2 separate regions of the Homo sapiens genome follow, and region 1 is linked to region 2. Evidence: chromatin loops called from intact Hi-C (ENCODE). Cell type or tissue: PC-3. All regions are shown on one strand. Links, peaks and the distances in the headings refer to the core of each region. The heading gives the core; the rest is flanking DNA. Region 1 has its middle 460 kb from the start of LINC02077. Region 2 overlaps ROBO1 (roundabout guidance receptor 1).

Region 1 (8,917 bases), core at 471-8,470, 140 kb after region 2:
CTTATAATCTCCTTAAATAAATTGTAAACCCTGTAAAAGTTAGTTTCATGCTCCCTTAATCTCTCTCTTAACCACTCCTTACTCTCAATCTTTACTAACATTCTATGAGTTACCTCTGTTCTGGATTATTCTAAGGGCTTCCTCACTGGTGGTGTCCCTGCTTCTAGGAAGATCTTCTCCATACTGTCCTTCGATTTTTCTCCTTAACCCCAATTTAATCATATTAGCCATCAGCTTAAAAATTTTTATCGCTCCTCAGTGCTGTAAGAAAAAACTTCTTGTGGCTTTGCTTTATGTTGTTTTCCTTTTACTTTTAATCTTTCCCTGGATTAAGTGGGGAGAATTGCTCCCTACTCTACCTCTTCAAGGAAGGCACCTGAAAGGGGTAAAAACCAAGGTAGTCTGCAAGTCTTTCTGGATTTGTTTTTAAAATGCTGAGTCATTTAGGCAATTTCTAATCATTTTTATGGAAATAAAATGAAGAAATGGATTCGAAGCTATAACCAGAGTGTCTTAGAAAAGCAAGAAGGAGAATGGAGCTCTTCTCTCAGAGTAGGAAAACTTTCCAGGATGCAAGAGCAGAGGGAAGAGAGACTGTGGGTTCTGACATGATAAAGACCTGGGTTTATCATCCTAGCAGTTTGTGGAAGTGTCAAGATCTAGTAGAAGAGCAGTGACATCCTCACAGGCTTTACAAGAATTCTGGACAGAAATAGAGTTTTAACTAAGCACTAATCAGGCTATATTTTGGCCGACTTTCTTATTACCGAAAGTCAGGTGGCACTAGATGCTAACCATTTGCATCCCTGATTGTTTCTACAGATAGGATTTCTGATGTTAGAATAGGATAGGATTTATGTTTAATAATTAATTAGCACTTCTGTTATTCTTTTGGATAGGATCTCTGATGTTAGAATCATAAAGCTTTTATTTAAGAATTGCTTAAGATGTTTTTAAGACCTGGCTTCCAGTGATCCTCACAGAGAACCAAATCAGCATGAGAATAGTTTCTTCATCTCCTTGTCCCATGACTTTACCCTGCACTCATTGACCAATCAACGGTCTCCACATTTTGGTCCATTCCAAAACCCTTAAAAACACTTGCCCCAAATTCCTCAGGGAGACAGATTTGAGGTTTCCTCCCATCTGCTCGTTCAGTGGCCCTACAATTAAATGTCTTTTTCTGCTGTAACCTGGTGTCTCTGCAAATTGACTTGCCACACGCATTGGAAAATGGACCTATTACAGTTACAATTTAGTGGTGACCCAGATGAGATGCCCTTCATGGGCATTTGCCCGTGGCTCTGTGCCCCCTATTACTATTGTAGCAGGTCCGGAGAGGAGCTCTAGCGGCCGCCTGACTCCTTAATGCTGAACTATGATGTGACTGGGGATATTTGACCGCAGGTTTCAAAATATCATTTCCTGTATAAGTAGATTTTTGAATGAAGAATAATATTTCTGCATTCTCAGGAAAGCAGACTAAAACCTCCATGAACTGGACATTACCTCTTTATTCAACTTCATGTGCTCTGGTTCCTTAGTCCCCTGTATTTTATGCTGCCTTCTTGATTGACAGATAAACTTTGTTATATGCAGAGAAAGATTACACTGTAGTAGTTAATAATGTGGACTTTGGAATCAAACCACCTACATTCAGATCTAGCTCTTTTATCTACAAATGGTATATCTTTGGCAAGTTATTATGCTTCTTTGGCCAAGTTATTATGCCTCTGATCTTCAGTTTTTCCCTCTGTAACATGGAGACAATAATAGTATGTATCTAAGAGTTGTTGAAAGAATTAAATGCATTGTTTTATGTAAAGTAAAAAAATGAAAACACTATACAAGCATTGGTTATTTATTATTATTCCATAAGAAATTTATGTTTATTATTTTATTATTAATAGTAGTTGGTAATACAAAATCATTATTTGTTTCTGCTGTGGTCGGAATGTTTGTTTCCCTGTCAAATTCATACGCTGAAACCCTAATACCCAAGGTAGACACATTAGGAGGAGGGGTTTTTGGGAGGGGATTAGGTCATGAGGCTGGATCCCTCATAAATGGGATTAGTGCCTTTATACAATAGGCCCAAGGGAGCTTGTTTGTCCCTTCTGCCATGTGAGGACACAGGTAGAAGGCTTTATCTCTGAACCAGAAAGCAGGTGTTCACCAGACATTGAATCTACTGGTGCCTTGATCTTAAACTTTCCAGCCTCCAGAAGTGTGAGAAATAAATTTCCACTATGTATGTATGTATTTATTTATTTATTTTGAGATGGAGTCTCACTCTGTCCCCAGGCTGGAGTGCAGTGGCGCTATCTCAGCTCACTGCAAACTCCGCCTCCCAGGTTCAAGTGATTCTCCTGCCTTAGCCTCCCGAGTAGCTGGGACTACAGGCAGCACCACCACACCCAGCTAATTTTTGTATTTTTAGTCAGACGGGGTTTCATCATGTTGGCCAGGATGGTCTCGATCTCTTACAACAATTGTATAATATATGATTGTTAAATGAATAAATGAATGTTATGTAATCCTGTTGTATCCCTGGCACAATACCTCATAGAGTCTGTCTCAGAGCATTTCTTGAGAAATGGGAACCCTTCATAGTTTGCAAGATGAACTTTTTGAGAGTGGGGTGGTGGGCAGGGTGGGTGTGTTCTCATGTAGGGTGCTGAACATCTAGAAAGCAAACTACAGTCATTGGATGTAGCAGACACCAACCATTCACAACCTTTCCACTTTTCCAACAGACACCCTACCTCTTCAGGAGAGCTATGTGTTGCAGTAGAGTAGATGGTGGGGTGGCAGCCCCAGCAGTAGGCAGTCAGTGAAACATTATTAGAATAAACCTGTCGTGATTATCCCATCCCCGTTGGCATTAGTTCATCCTTACATTGCTATAAAGAACTACCTGAAGCGGGGTAATTTATATAGAAAACAGGTTTAAACTGGCTCATGATTCCATAGTATATATGGGAAACATGGCTGGGGAGGCCTCCGAAAACTTGCAATCATGTCAGAAGGTGAAGGGGAAGCCTGCATCTCCTCCGTGGCTGGAGCAGGAGTAAGAAAGCAAAGGGAGAAGTGCTACACACTGTTAAACAACCAGATATCACGAGAACTCCATGACAACAGTAAGGCGGAAATCTGTCCCCATGATCCAATCATCTTCCACCAGGCCCTACCTCCAACACTCAGGATCACAATTCAACATGAGATTTGGGTGGGGACACAGAGCCAAACCATATCACCCTCACCAGGGGTGGGTATAGGCATAGGCCTATCACACGTTCCTGCCCTTTCCTTGGACATTGCTGTGTTGGGATGTGATGCCTAAAATGGAGCAGCCATTTTGTGACCACAGGGGAGTGAATATGTTCAGTTCAGCAGAGCTAATAATTGAAGCTGCCTTCCTCATGAAATTTTGTTGATCTTCTGAATTGTGCAATCTAAAAATAATTTTTAAGATTTCTACTTATAGGAAAATATAAATATTATGTGGTTGTTTATGTTGTTTGGTTTTTTTTTTTTTTTGGCAACTTGTGGGAAAAATCATTACTAACAATTAACAGCACAATAAACAAAAGGGAAGAACTGTCAACCACCCAAAAGGTTTTCATGTCACTACAAAGAATTATTAGGTTTCTGGCAAGAAGCTGTTGAAATAACTATATTAAAACTATAATAATGGCTCTGTAATCTTTTACTCTATAGATGCTATCGTCATCAGGGAATGAAGATATGAAAAAATGGGAAAACCTATTTTTTTTTTTGGCTAAGTCTGATAAAAAGGCGGATAGTCATGGAGAACTCTGATTGGATACAAAATATGATCTATTGGTAGTAAACTGAAGGGAGCTTAGCAAGGCCTGTTACTCACCAAGATTATTCTCCTTGTCCCTGTGTCTTCACAGATAAGAATTCCCTCTTCCTCCATGTGGAGGGAGGCCACTTCCCAGATGAAGTTCTTATGATCTGCTTCAGGAGGAGGTCAGAAAACCCTTTCTAGCTTTTATGATCTGCTTCATCGAAAGATGATGGGAAGGTGAGAATGACCTTCCCGCTTCTGTGGTCTTCTCAAATTTCTTTAGTTAAAATAGTGTGAGGTAGCATGTCCTGAATCTCTTCAGGAGCTTTATGAAAACCTTAGCAGTTTACTCTGGCCCACTGAGTCTGTGTGACCGGCTGAAGTCCATTCCTTCCAGATCGTGATATGGAGATTCTTGATACATGTCTGCTGTGCTTTGGAATAAAGACAGAACTGAACTTTTAAGTGTGTATGTGTACATATTTGTGTGTTTGTGAAAGACAGTAGATATAAGGGTGAAGTCCATTCTTTCTAGATTGTGGTGTGGAGATTCTTGATACATGTTTGTTGTGTTTTGGAATCAAGACAAGACTGAACTTTTAGGTGTTTATATGTGCTTATTTGTGTGTGTGTGTGTGTGTGTGTATGTGTGTGTGTGAGAGAGTAGGTATAAGGGCTGGACCTTAGTGTGTTAATTGTTGAATACCTAGGAAAGAAAAGCAAAAATTAGGTAAGGGTTAATTTTTCAGAATTTCTTAAAAATAGCATCTCATCAAAATTTTATAGCTCCCTCACAGAGATTCAGAGGTTTTGTCACTAGCCTTAGGTTGCAAAATAAGTCAAGGTCAAAATTAGGTGTACTCTCAGGAGTGTCAGTTTTAGATCTATCTTCTTTTAAATCTTATCTCAGTTCCTCAAAAGAATCATTAGATTATCTAACCCTAAAGATCCCTGCGGTTAACATCTCTCCATTTAAAATTACCATAATAATCACAACAAAGGAATGTGTATTTAATAATGTTCATGTACACTTCAGCTTGTCCCAACCGAATTAATGACTAATTCTGAGACTCAGGTAGTGGGCCCTGGAAGAGATTTTTGAGGCCCTGTGTCAGACTTCAAAGCAAATTTCAACCTTGACACAGCAGGCTCCAGTCCAGCAGGCCAGAACTGCCCGGGGCAATGGTCCCCTGAAGACCTAGCAGAAGGTTAGAAATTTGCATTCACACTGTGTGTGTGTTTGTTTATAGCAGGAGAACTTTGTTTCTTAAGTCATTCAAAGTTTTTTAATGGAAGATGAAAGTGAATTTGAGGGAAACAAAAAGAAAACCAACGTCTATGTCCCTGAACAGGAGACTGTTTGACTAGTTTCCCAGATTCTAAGAGTAGCACTTTCACATCAATGTGTATTTAGACGTCCCCGTTTCTGTTGGTTTTAGGTTAATTTTTGTCACATTTTGATCTCTTTTTTCCAGGGCCTTTTGTGTGATTAAATGTTAAGTAACTGCAGGTCTTGTTTCCACCCTTGCTGAGTCAGCTCAGCTCCCTGACAGGACTGTCTCCCTTTGATTGGCAGTCACAGGAGATGGGAAGTGAGGGAGGGACAGTGAATATTTCAGGTCAGTTCTCTCAGAGAATATAAAGGCTGGCATGGTGACGATTTATTATTTCTGATGACTAATTATAGGGAGGTTTGTGTTTCATGGGTATTTTGATAGGTGGCTTTTGCAGAGCTATCACCTTACTGAAATACTTCAATACTTCAACCCTTTGTCAACACTTAGAAGATATCACCTTTCTCTGTGGGTTAAGGAAGATAAGGAGGCAGAAAATATTTATATGGTCAATTTCATGATTTTCTAGAGAGAAACTAAGAGGTTTTAGGAGGGAGATGACTGACCTCAAGATTTGAAGGATTAAAACCAGGCAGAGAGAGAGTTTATTAGGCCTTAGAAGATGTTTATTTGGAGGAAGTTGGTAGAAAGCAAATATCTTAAGAATGCAATGTGGTTGTTTTATCTTGATTGAGTTAAACACCACAAAATATTATATGCCTGGAATTTAACATTGTCGCCAAGATTCATAAATCAAAGTTATCTTCTTGAATGCTAGATTGTTTTAAAAAAAAAAAGGCGGCAGAGGGGAGGGGGTTGCATCAGGCCTGCTTGCAAAGAATTATTGTACTGCTAATCAACCCAAATTATGTGTAAAATTTGTATGAAGAAAATAGCTTTGAATGTAGCGTAACATTTATCAATCTGATCCGCAATTTTTAAAAAATGGAAGATTGTACTAATTTTTGCTATAGCAACAAACAACTCCGCAATCTCAGTGACTTATAACAAAGGTCTATTTCTCACTCCTGGTTTATGAGAACCATTGGTCAGCTATGACACTGCTGAGTTCAGCTGGGTTTCCCTGGCAGTAGCCGGCCTTGGCTCCAGGTGGCTTGTATTCCAGGTCTCAGGGGTAAAGGAACAACCCTAATCTGGGTCATGATCTTTTTCATAGCTTGGTCTTTTTTTAGAAGGCAGAAGCTCAGGGGGCAGAGCCAAACCACAAAAGTACATTTAACATTTCTGCTCAAAAATTGTATAAGTCCTATCTGCTCCTATTCCATTGGCCAAAGTCACATGACCAAGGCCAAAGTGCATAGGGATCATATTCTGACGATAAAGAAGTACGACAAAGCCTGGGGTGGGGCAAATGATTGTGAACAAATAATACCACTTACCGTAATGACCAAAAACATTAAAATGGCAGGAAGTGGGGCCGGGTGCTGTGGCTCACGCCTGTAATCCCAGCACTTTGGGAGGCCGAGGCAGGTTGATCACGAGGTCAGGAGATCGACACCATCCTGGCTAACACGGTGAAACCCTGTCTCTACTAAAAATACAAAAAAATCATCCGGGCGTGGTGGTGGGCGCCTGTAGTCCCAGCTACTCGGGAAGCTGAGGCAGGAGAATGGCGGGAACCCGAGAGGCGGAGTTTGCAGTGAGCCGCCTACTGCACTCCAGCCTGGGTGACAGAGCGAGACTCCTTCTCAAAAAATAAATAAATAAATAAAATAAAAATAAAATGGTAAGAAGTAAATTTTACAAATAAAACTGAGAAATGAAAATACAAGGGCAATAACCTACGTGGGATAGCTGTGAGTGAGGTGTATCTAGTTTTACAAATTCTGAGGAAGGCTCCCTAGACAGTGCCGGATTGATTGAAAAACTCTCAAGGAAGGATGTGGCAGCACTTCATATAATACTTTTCATCCTACACCTACCAGAATTTGTAGTAAAGAAGAATTTGCAGAAAAAAATTATGATCATTTACTGATCACTTATTGAAATCGAGGCTTTGGCTAGTCCAGGAATCTCATAGCTGGCTGTGGATGTTTTTTCTACACGGAACCCAACTTGAGAAAACCTTAGCTAGAGGGGTTCACATACTTCCTAAGCCCAGCGATTAGCTTTTTTTTTTTTTTCTTGCTGAATAGCGTTCAGTTTTTTTCTTTTGATTAGACTGAAAATTTCTTGCTAATTGCAATTTCTCAACATTTAACTACACTAACTCTGCTGCTAGTAACAGATTGTACCGGTGTGAGACTACTGCTTTTTTCTTTTTTTTTTTTAACTCGTGTCTTTTAAATTGGATGTATCCACTTGTAAGTTGTAAGTGGCTGAGTCTATGTAGTTTACTAGTATATCCCGCAGTACCAACGAGAATTCTTGACATACAGAGTTGCTCAATAAATGTTTATGGAACCATGTTGAACACTCTAAAAAGAAATGTGTAGGATTATATAAAAATTTAGAATTCAGGTATGTAGGGTCCAAAATCTACAACTAAAAATAGCCAGAATTAGAAGGATGGATGTGCCTTCTCCATGGAAAGAAAGACAGAGAGAATCTAAGAACTAATCTTGAGAAATTCTGATGGAAACGTGGACTTGCTAAGATTGAGGTGCCCATGGGAAAATCCTGGTGAATATTACATCAAGTTACCCTCTCACATTTTTCCACAACCAAACTATCACAGTGTTCTAGCCAATCATCAACGCATGGAAATGTTTTCTTTATAATCTTAGACTAGTCAAGGACACAATGTCCACACTGTCCTCTCTTTTAGTGGCCAAATAATCAGTTTAATTAAAAATTATGTAAACAAAGTACACTATTCTCAGGCTATATATAGGCCCTCCCTCATTTTTTTCCTTCTATAAATTTTGTTTATGTCTTTTTAAAATCTTGACTCAGTCTACCCTCACATAGCTGATTCTCTCACATAGGAATAAATTATTTGCATGGAACTTGCCTGAGCAGCCTGCAGAATCACTCGCTTAATGTCTCTGAGCCATTCTTGGATAATCTGAGAAGAGTGAGCAGTTATTATTTCTGAGATGGAACACAAGGTGATGGGGAGGCAGTAGTGATAGGAGAAGAAGCTGCAAAGCTAGGCCTAGCCAGAGAGTGAATATCTTTGAATGTTAGATTAGGAAATGTAGAATCCATGCTGTAACTTGTGTGGAAAGGCAGAAAGACTTTTAAAAAGCAAAATTATGATTAGAACTGTACACAAAAATTCATGAACTAATTAATTAATTAATTCAGGATCTATTTATTGTGGACCCACATACTGCCAGTATGTGTGCTATGCCATGATGACATACAATGGAGGGTCAAACATGCATGATATCTGTTTTCCAGAGGCTAAAAGCTGATGCGGGAATAGACAAAAAGCACACAACTAAGACACAAAATATCTAGTTATAAACTGTTAAGTCTTGTGAAGGAAAAATAATGGATGCTTGAATAATAGACTAGAAGGAATTGAGGTTAGGAAGTTAGCACCTGAGAATGCTTTTTTACCTAAAGATATAGAATTGCCAAGTCAACAGATCTAAAAATAAGGAGGTTTATTATCTCACACAAATAATTTCAGAAGAGAGATGGCAATGCTGTTAATTCAGCAGCTTATTTTAGATGTGATTGAGGACTCAGATTATTTCCATTTTTTTCTTGTATCTCCTCAGTAGGTAGTCAGTCATTTGTCCTGAGGATTGTCTCCTCATGGATTTAAGATGCCTATAAAAGCTCTAACTCTCTTGTC
Region 2 (8,917 bases), core at 288-8,287:
TGTTAACAGTGTCAGACAGATGATCCTCCATGCCCCTTAGATACCTTCATCAATTCTGGGCCTCAGATCTGGGCTGTAGATTAGGTTAGATGGTTGTAAGTCCCAGTTTTCAGAGACACCCCAGTTTATGTCATTAGTCCAACAAGATCAATTCTAGTACCCCTTCTTGCTCTCAAAATTGTACTGACTTAAATGGCAGATTATACAAATTATAGGGCCCATCCTTCAGTCGAATGCAACAGCTTTGCTTTGCTGCAAAGCAAATTTAAAGAGGATTTCCAATTTAAAAAAGTCTCCTACCCTACCATCACCAACTTTTTCCCACGAATTTTCTACATAAGTGAACATTTCTTACATGTGTTGGCCAGATTGTTTCTCTGACCAATTATATGACAAAGTCAGAATTTTTCATGTTAGCTAGAACTTGAATGTCCCTATGCATAGACCAAAACAGTATGGGACAGCAGTCTAAAATATTTGTGTTGTCCGTCACAAGGGGACTTAGCAAGAGTCAACACAAATGCATCACTAATACTATAAAAATAAATCTCCTTGCCGCCTGCCTGTGGCTCAGCAGCAATCTCTTCATGTACATGCATTTGCTTTAGCATTATCATCCTTAAATATGTTTTTTTCAGATATGTGTCCTCTCTAGGGATGAAGCAGTATGTCAATATTCCCGCCTGTGAAATGGAAAATGAGGGCTTGGAGGTTACTGAAAAGAGAACTGGTGCTCATTATGTATACAAAGTAGAAGAATGTCAGGCACATGCTACCATATAAAACCTTTGACTGAAAATAATTGTAGACAAGGGGTTTTGGGTGTCTTTGTGTGGTGGAGTGGGGAAGGGGTAGGGTGTTTGGGGTAGAAGATGTTTGGATTTGAATGAGGAAAAGAGTGACTAATTAACATATAGATGTGGAGTCTCTTGAATTCTTCATCAAAAGACCTCCATCATGAACTCTGTTTTGCAAATAGCCAGTCAGTGGAATCCTGTGTTTCTTATGAAGTGCCATAGCTACGTGATTATAATAATTTAATGGTCTACATTGTCTTGAACTCTAAAAATGTGACATGCAACTCTCCTTCCTACTGAAATGTTTCTTTTTCTTTACTAACGTACTTTGAGCATGCCAACAAATGCCTATGTGCTCTTTGTGCAAAACCTATTAAACTAATACCATTGCCCTTTCAACTTAGCTTGTGTTTAAGCAGAAATCATAGAACATAATTACAAATGTAATTTGATGAGCATTTGATTCTGCTTTCTTCACTTTGTCCTGTTGGCACATTTTCATAATTTTGTTTCTAGGCAATTTTTAAGTGCATTTTGAGATCTTAAATTTTCTATACCAAAGTCAATGCCAGTAATTTTAAGAAAAAAAGAAAGTGAAATATTTTAAAGAATAAAAAATGTAAAAGAGCCTACTGACCTATAAAACATCAAGCCAGAGTGTAACTTCAGGGGAACAGTGAGCATATTTAACATTTCCCCCTTACATTTAGCTATCGGTGTGACATCTGCCAGTTCGCTGGGTACCCCCTGTCCACATGCATTCACATATTGCACCCGCATCACTTAGGGACCCAGAGAGTTTATTATATTATTGGAAGCTTTGAAAATTAAGTTGTTATTTCGTGTGCTAGCAGTGAAAATTTCATTTAGATTGACCTCCTTTTCATCTCTTCTTCAGTTCCTCAAAGTGGGGTTAGCAGTTAGCTAGGAGAAGTAATGACAAGGACCTTTCATATTTTCCCGGTGTCCTTGTGATTGCAAATTAATGTTCAGGCACTCCATTCTTGCTTGAATAGCTTTAGTTTCAAATGCACCTTTCATTTTTTTTTTTTTTTATGAAGACTTGTTACTATGGCTCTGAATTTTTGAATGTAGCTAAATTACATTGACTCTCTGAAAAGACCTGACTGAAAAAAAACACAATAGGATTCTTAAGACAGGGACTGCTGTGCTGCACACGAAGGCCAGGGTATAAATTGGGGACACAGCACTGAGGTTTTTGCTTTTCTTCTTTCTAGTATGCTCAGAGATAAAGTGGCTTGGTAAGAAGTGACAATTGTAGAGGACGCTATAGCGTTTCGGTTTGCAAACCCCAAATGCTCCGATTCTACAGTAAATTTCTTGGAGATGTTCAAATGTGAAATAGAAAATATAATTCTGGCAGTGTTTTGATACATGATAAGTAATCAATATTCTAGTTTGTTTCTACTAAAGATTATTTTAAAGAAACTTTAATCTTAGAGGGAATAACATATATTTCCTTGCTTTTTTTTTTTTTTAACCAGAGCAGCGTTTACTTTAATTTAACATGAAGAGATTGGAAATAAGTCAATCTCCTCCCTCTATGAAATGACATGGAAATTGCTCTGCCGTTATCCAACCCCCCAGGAATGGGAGAAGATAGGAAAAGTGGGGGAGGAATGGCTGCTACTTTTGAGGTCTGCGGTTCAATTTCAGGCATTATTGATTAGATTAAGATTTATAACTGCAGAGAGAGTGAAGGTTTTCAGAAGGGTGTTATTGTTCTATTGTTTAGCTTCTACTGTGGTATTAAAAGAATGTCCAGCCTACTTCTAGGAAGCTTCTAAAAGTAAACTCAAAGAAATTAAAATTTAAAACTCCAGTTTTTTCTGTCCATTCACAAGTTTTTATGATGATAAAAAATGTCAGTTATGTGATAAGATGTCAGGCATTTCCACTCAGTGAAATAGTTAAATTTTATGGTTCTCTTTTATTCAGTTCATCTTTTTCTTTCCTTTCCTTTACTTGTGTTGTGTTTGTTTGTTTGTTGTTTCTTCTTCCCCTTTCCTTGCCTTTCCTTCTTTTCCTTCTTTCTCTCTTTTTTTTCTCTCAATGTTAAGTACATAAGTGCACCTAGTAGTTCACTTTAATAAGCATTTACTTTCAGATTTCTAGATAAGGTTCCAGCAAGACTCTGATAATACTTATTTAAGAATCCATCATCCTGTGTTTGGAGATGATTAATAGTGGAGGATTCTTGTTTGTACGAAAGCCACGAGCTAAATCTGTGTTACTAAATGCAGGGTCATTCACAGGCTAACCTAGCATAATTCCCTTCCTGAGTGTACTAGAATGTCAGACACTTCAAAATGGTACCTGTAGAGACAAGCTTCTTTTTTTAACCTCAGAATTGGTTTTATTCATAGATCAGATTGTCAGAACTACTGGCTTAGTTATTTACATTTGTTTTATGTTCAGCTGTCTGCTTGATTTATACTAATGTGATATGTTCCCTTTCTCTCTTCAGCTTAATAACTGGTTTATATTTTGTTTTGATTTTTCAGTCCCGTCTTTTACCTTCACACCAACAGGTATATATTTGCACTTACCCTCCTCCTTTCCATTGTTAGTTTGGCATGTGTTCCACTATTGTGTTTCTGTTTTTATTTCATTTTCTGCAGTAAGTTGGGGGAAAGAACTTAAAGTGGAATGTAATACTTGATTTACTCACACCAGGCATGTGTTTAAGGTAGAAATGGTTGGTGTTGCTTTTCATCCATTCGATGCAATTATTTATTCACAATTCCACACTGGATCTTGGCCTTGTTTGCATGTGTTTCATTAAGTAGACACACTGTCTCTACCTTCAGCATGATTTAACATGCTAATGATCTTATTGACTACTTCAGACTTGACAGTGCATTTTTCAACTTAAGCTTTCAAGTTTTCCAACAAAAATTTCTCTCCCTTATAATTCTCTGTCCCCAGAATCAATATTGTTAAAGGTAACCACAATATCCAGCACATGTGAAAGATAGAACTTTTCGTTTTCCCTAAGTCAGAATCCTAATATTCCGTTCTATCCAATTTCTTTCAAAATGGGTCCTCTTCTGTCATATCACCTCCAGGAAAAGATGTACGTGTAGTTGTGCCCTCTCAGTTTTAATCCAGTTATTGTCATCACTGGGAGCAGTTATCTCTCTATAACAGACTTCCAGTTTGGAGTTCTTCTAAGTAGCAGAACTTGGCAGCTTTAAAAACACATTTCTTCTTAGAAAATGTGTCTGTATTTACAGAAAAGCTAATCTTCTTAACCACTTAGCCTAACTATGTGAAAATCTTTTTTTTGTTATGGTTAAATTTTTCCATCCCAAATTTATTAAGCTGAGGATGCTTTCAAGAGCATTATAATATATTTTGATTATCTATACATGTCTGATGAAAATATAATGAGAAATAATTTGCAGAAGCCACAATAAAAAATAGGTCACATGAATTAATAGTCACAACTTGGCATACATCTTTGTGTGTAGAAAGGTTTATTTTAACATTTCTCTTTGACTTACTGGTACTCATACTTCCGGGAAAATAATCTAGTAGTTTTTTTTTTTCCTGAGTTTAAGTTTACACCTATATAAAATTATGAAATTATGTGCTCCAATAATAAATTCAAAATGGAAATCCATCGGAATGCTAATGTACAGATGTGTAACAGTTATATTTAATAAGTGTACTGATGTTTTGCTTTTTCTTGATTCTCCACCTTATTGGAATTTGAAGAAAATAAGAGTGATATATAGATATCTAATTATATATATAATTAGATATATGATATGTATATCTAATTCTATACAATATTTAAAGAAATGTCACTAGTTGAATCAATCTGTTACGTCATGTGATTTTTGCAATGCTTCTGTCTAGGAAGACAGAAGGAATTCCATTTTAGAAAGAAGCTCATGAATGTAATAGCTTTTGATATATAAATATGTCTATTAATTGTTCCTTTTTTTTTTCGTAACATTCTAGTAACTTACCAGAGAGGAGGCGAAGCTGTCAGCAGTGGAGGGAGGTAATTATCTTGCTTGTTTTGTAGATCCTACAGGGAATTCCAAATATTTCTTCATCTTCCTCAATGACACCACTTTCTCTGCTTAAAAAGTCTAACTTAAAGGTGGAATTTATTTAGTTCCTTGACGAAGACTCCATTCAGCTATGCTGTTGAAACAAGCTGTTTACACACAAATGTAGTTGATTGGAGTAGTTGCATCTTAGTCAGTGACCACTAGAGGGAGGACTTTAACTGAGAAAGAGACTTGCTGATTTAGCAAATGATTAAAAGGAGTTAAAGTGACTAAGCGGTGGCATTTATGAAGATTAACAAATACAGCTAGTTAACTAATACTATCCAAGAAAAAGAGTTCATTTGAAAAACCTGCTGAACACAGCAATTGCTCATAAGTTGTAGGTTATGTTTGTTTATTCTTGTTATGAATTCAACATAGTTCACTTCCCCATTTGCAGGAAAATGTGTTGAAATAAAAGAGGAAATCTGGGTAACTTGTTAACAAAGAATGTTTTCCCTCCTCTAATTGAAATGAATCTCATATTTATGATTTTTAAAGTAATTATTATTCAGTGAACTTTAATATATTCACAGAGAAATCACAAATTGATGTGACAACCAGCTTAAAGGGGCTGAAATAAGGTATAAGTTATGTGATGAGCCAAGCTTCAGAATTTTTCACAATAAGATGTTTTTTTTTTCTCCAAAACAGTAACATCTAGCTTACAGTGTAAAAAAAAAAAAATCTTCCAACCAAAACCATCTTATAATTCAAATTCAGTGAACTTACTAAATTCCCTTCTTTGTACAGCTGTATAACATGACTGCTACTAGAAAGATAACAATGAGTAAGATATTATTCCTAAATTCAAGGAACATACCACCGGATAAGAAAATTACTGAATTTAGTATATAACAAAGAGTGGTTTAAAAAAAAAGAAGGTTGACCACCTTTAGCCAATGCTGTACAAATTTGGCAACAAGTACTAATCTTTTCTTTCCTGGGTATTGCTAACTTCCTGTTTTCATACCTGTGAAACAAAGCCAGCCAGTGACAGACCCAAAGCTAGGGAGGTTTTCATAAGGAATAAATCCACTTGATTCAGGAATTAAACCAGGGCATGTTTGTGCATCCAGGGGAATTCCATCTAAATCACAGCCCAGACATTCATGAAAGAGCCTCTGGCATAAGAACATTTTCTCGTGGGTGAATCTGGAATACCTGATTTTATAACCACTTCATTACATGTGTATATTTCAACCTCCTCACTAATCAAAGCATGTGAAAGTGCTTCTTGAGTGTCTTTGATATGTTCTTCACTAGCCTCTGTGCGTGGGTGTGTGTACACAAGTATCACACACACATACAGAAAAATAAGCTTGGTTCCTACTCTAAAAGAATTTACAACCTGGATAGAGCAAACTGGCACATGGGAAACAATGGCAGGAATGCATAGGTAGCAAATGCTAGTTGCCACGGCAGGATGGAAAAATTACAAAGTTCCTGAGCTATTTGGAAAGCTCACTATATCACAAAACAAACATAGCTTTTTAAAGTTAAAAATAAAATCCCTGTCAGTGAAACTGATTTATTTCAAATAGTAAGTAGAAATGATCATTTTCCTAAATGAAATGCTAAACGATGTTGGGATGTTACGGAGGCAACAGTTCAATAAAGATTTCAGAGTCAATGCTCAAAATGTCAGTTATATACAAAATTTTAGAATTATTTATTCATGCAATATATTGAACACTTACTATGTGACAGGTGCTAGTTTACTTACTTGGGAAGCATCAGTAAGCAAAGTGTATAAAAATTCCTGCCCTTCCAGACCTTACATTATAGTGGCGGAAATGCGAGATGAATAATAAACATTTTTTTAAAAAGTCAGCTGTACAATATCAGCAGTTGATAAATGCTACGGAAAAAATAAAATAGGATGAGGACAATAAGGATGCTTTACGAAGGGGCCTCATTCCTAGCCACTTACGGATGTGTGTGTCATTGTGTGTGTATGTGTGTCTGTGTCTATGTTTCGTGATCTAGTGAGATCAGAGAGGGAATAATGAACCAAACTCCTACACTGACTTCTCTTGTGTCTGCCCCTTAAGCACTGGTTTCCCTCATGTGTTTCAGACTTTCTGAGTCCTCACTGGACCTCCTACCTCACATAGTTAATGACACCAAAGCCAAAACCTTCCAGCCATCCTCTTGGACCTCCTGTATCCATTACTGCATTTTGTTGATGCTGTCTCTTACTCCTTTCACTCTCATATTGTTTCATTTCAAGCCCTACTTCTCCTTTGCCTAATCTATGACAAAAGCTCTCAGGAGTCCTACCTTTATCTATAATACCTTCATTAGCATTATTTCCTGCTAATTCCCTTTGCTCACTGGAGACAGAACGATCTTTTGAAATGCATATTGATCATGTTTCTGAGCTCCAGAAAATCCCATTATCAATAGGACCTATCATGTTTAGAATATCAGATCCAAACTCGGCATAATATGCAAAGTCCACAGCTCTAGGTCTCTGCAGACTTACTTCACACCTCAAAATGTGCCAGACCCTACAATCCACTGTGTCACCCCACCTGCCATTTGCCAAGATTGCATTCTCTTATGTGTCCTTACTACACTGTGCATGTATTACATAGGTCTGGACTGTCTCCCCACCCAGCGACCCTTCTCAGTTTACTGAATTCCACCTACTATGCCCTCCATTAACTCTCTAATGTGGAATTACCTCAATGAAGTGCGTAACATAAGGTGATGCGGTTATCTTTTGTTTATGTCAGAGGTCAGTGAATTATGGCTCTTGGGCCAAATCCAGCCTGCCACCTGTTTTTGTAAATAAAGTTTTATAAGAATACAGCTAGGCTCATTTGTTTACATATTTTCTATGACTGTGTTTGAGCCACATTGGCAGAGTTGAGTAGTTATCAAATAAGCTCTATGGCTTGGGAAGCCTTAAAATGTTACTATCTGGTCCTTTACCAAAAACGTTTGGCAACTCCTGGTGGATATGATTGCCTCTGACAAGAGAGTGTGAGTTCCTGGAGGATGCAGATTACGTGGTTTATTTATCGATAAATGGGTTTTTAATAATGCAATAAATTACATAAATAAATGCGATAAATCACATGAATGATTAATTTTTGATAGATGTCACCTATAAGTAAAAAAAAAATGAATGAGCCATTGAATAAATGAATGTCAGAAGGCCTGAGTTCAGTCCTTTGTAACTTCAGAGAAATTGTGGAGGCTGTATTTTTTCCTCTGATAAAAGGAGAAGGTTATCTAGAGCTCTGTTATCATTGTGAACATTGCAAATGTGGCTATTCCTGGAAAAGAGAGAATGAAGAGTGTGGTAAGCAAAGAGACTGCTTCCCAACTTAAAAAGGGCAAAGAATTTGTGAGAAAATCCAGGGAAATGATCATGGAAATATTAAGTAGCCGTTGCTACTCATTTGTTTTCCTTTCCTCAAACATTCCAGGCAATGTGTCCAAAAAACATACTTAATCCAAACCACAGCATAAAGCAAGAAAGCAGAGAAAACCTGAGAAGGGTGGGATGGGAAAGTCTGGCTAACCTGGTAGAGAATGCCAATACCACATTCCCTGTTGGTGGGAGGTGAGGAAATAGAGCTCAAGCCTTTGCTTCTCTTTAAAATATTGGCAATTCTGAGATCTAGCCCTTGGCTTTATAGCTCATTCAATCTGCCAGTGGGAAGGGGAGACAGCCTATAGCCTGACAAGGCTTCCTGCCAGCCTCCTTCACCATTTCCGCAGCTCCTGGACTCTGTAGTGTTTTATTTTGTGATTTAGCAGTTCAAATAGGCTTTCTTGGGGTGAGTGATTGGAATAGCAAGAGAAGAGTAGGAATTGAAGGTAATTGCCATATAATTACTAAAGTGCATTTGCCCTCTTTTTTCTTCATGACGCAAATCTATCCACTTATTATATTATATGATAATATTACATGATAATATTTAAGAAACATGTTAATCCCTATAACCACCATGTGTATTTTTTCTGCTTCATATCTTAAGCTCGAATATATAAGGGTAGCCTGGGAAATTGTTTAAAAAA

Evidence for each region. Hi-C counts contacts between places; a loop is a spot of excess contacts. Peaks named below come from ENCODE experiments on the same cell type or tissue, not always from the same donor. Only the 100,000 strongest peaks of a DNase experiment are listed, where the experiment ranks them.
Region 1: a loop joins it to region 2, with 6 times the contacts of the local background. A loop is called at or near these places in 3 of 110 quality-filtered maps.

The regions. Positions count from the first base shown.
Region 1 is chr3:78,503,556-78,512,472 of GRCh38, reverse strand. No RefSeq gene overlaps it. Among named protein-coding and RNA genes, the nearest start is that of LINC02077, 460 kb to the right of the region's middle. In PC-3, for the core only: no CTCF peak of the experiment used is centred there; DNase peaks (open chromatin) are centred at 4,902 and 5,432; H3K4me3 peaks cover 885 bases; H3K27ac peaks cover 2,268 bases.
Region 2 is chr3:78,642,061-78,650,977 of GRCh38, reverse strand. ROBO1 (roundabout guidance receptor 1) reads left to right here. Exons shown (of 31, transcript NM_002941.4): 20 at 3,323-3,349; 21 at 4,788-4,830. Among named protein-coding and RNA genes, the nearest start is that of LINC02077, 600 kb to the right of the region's middle. In PC-3, for the core only: CTCF peaks have their summits at 4,842 and 5,043 (motif pointing right); a DNase peak (open chromatin) is centred at 5,047.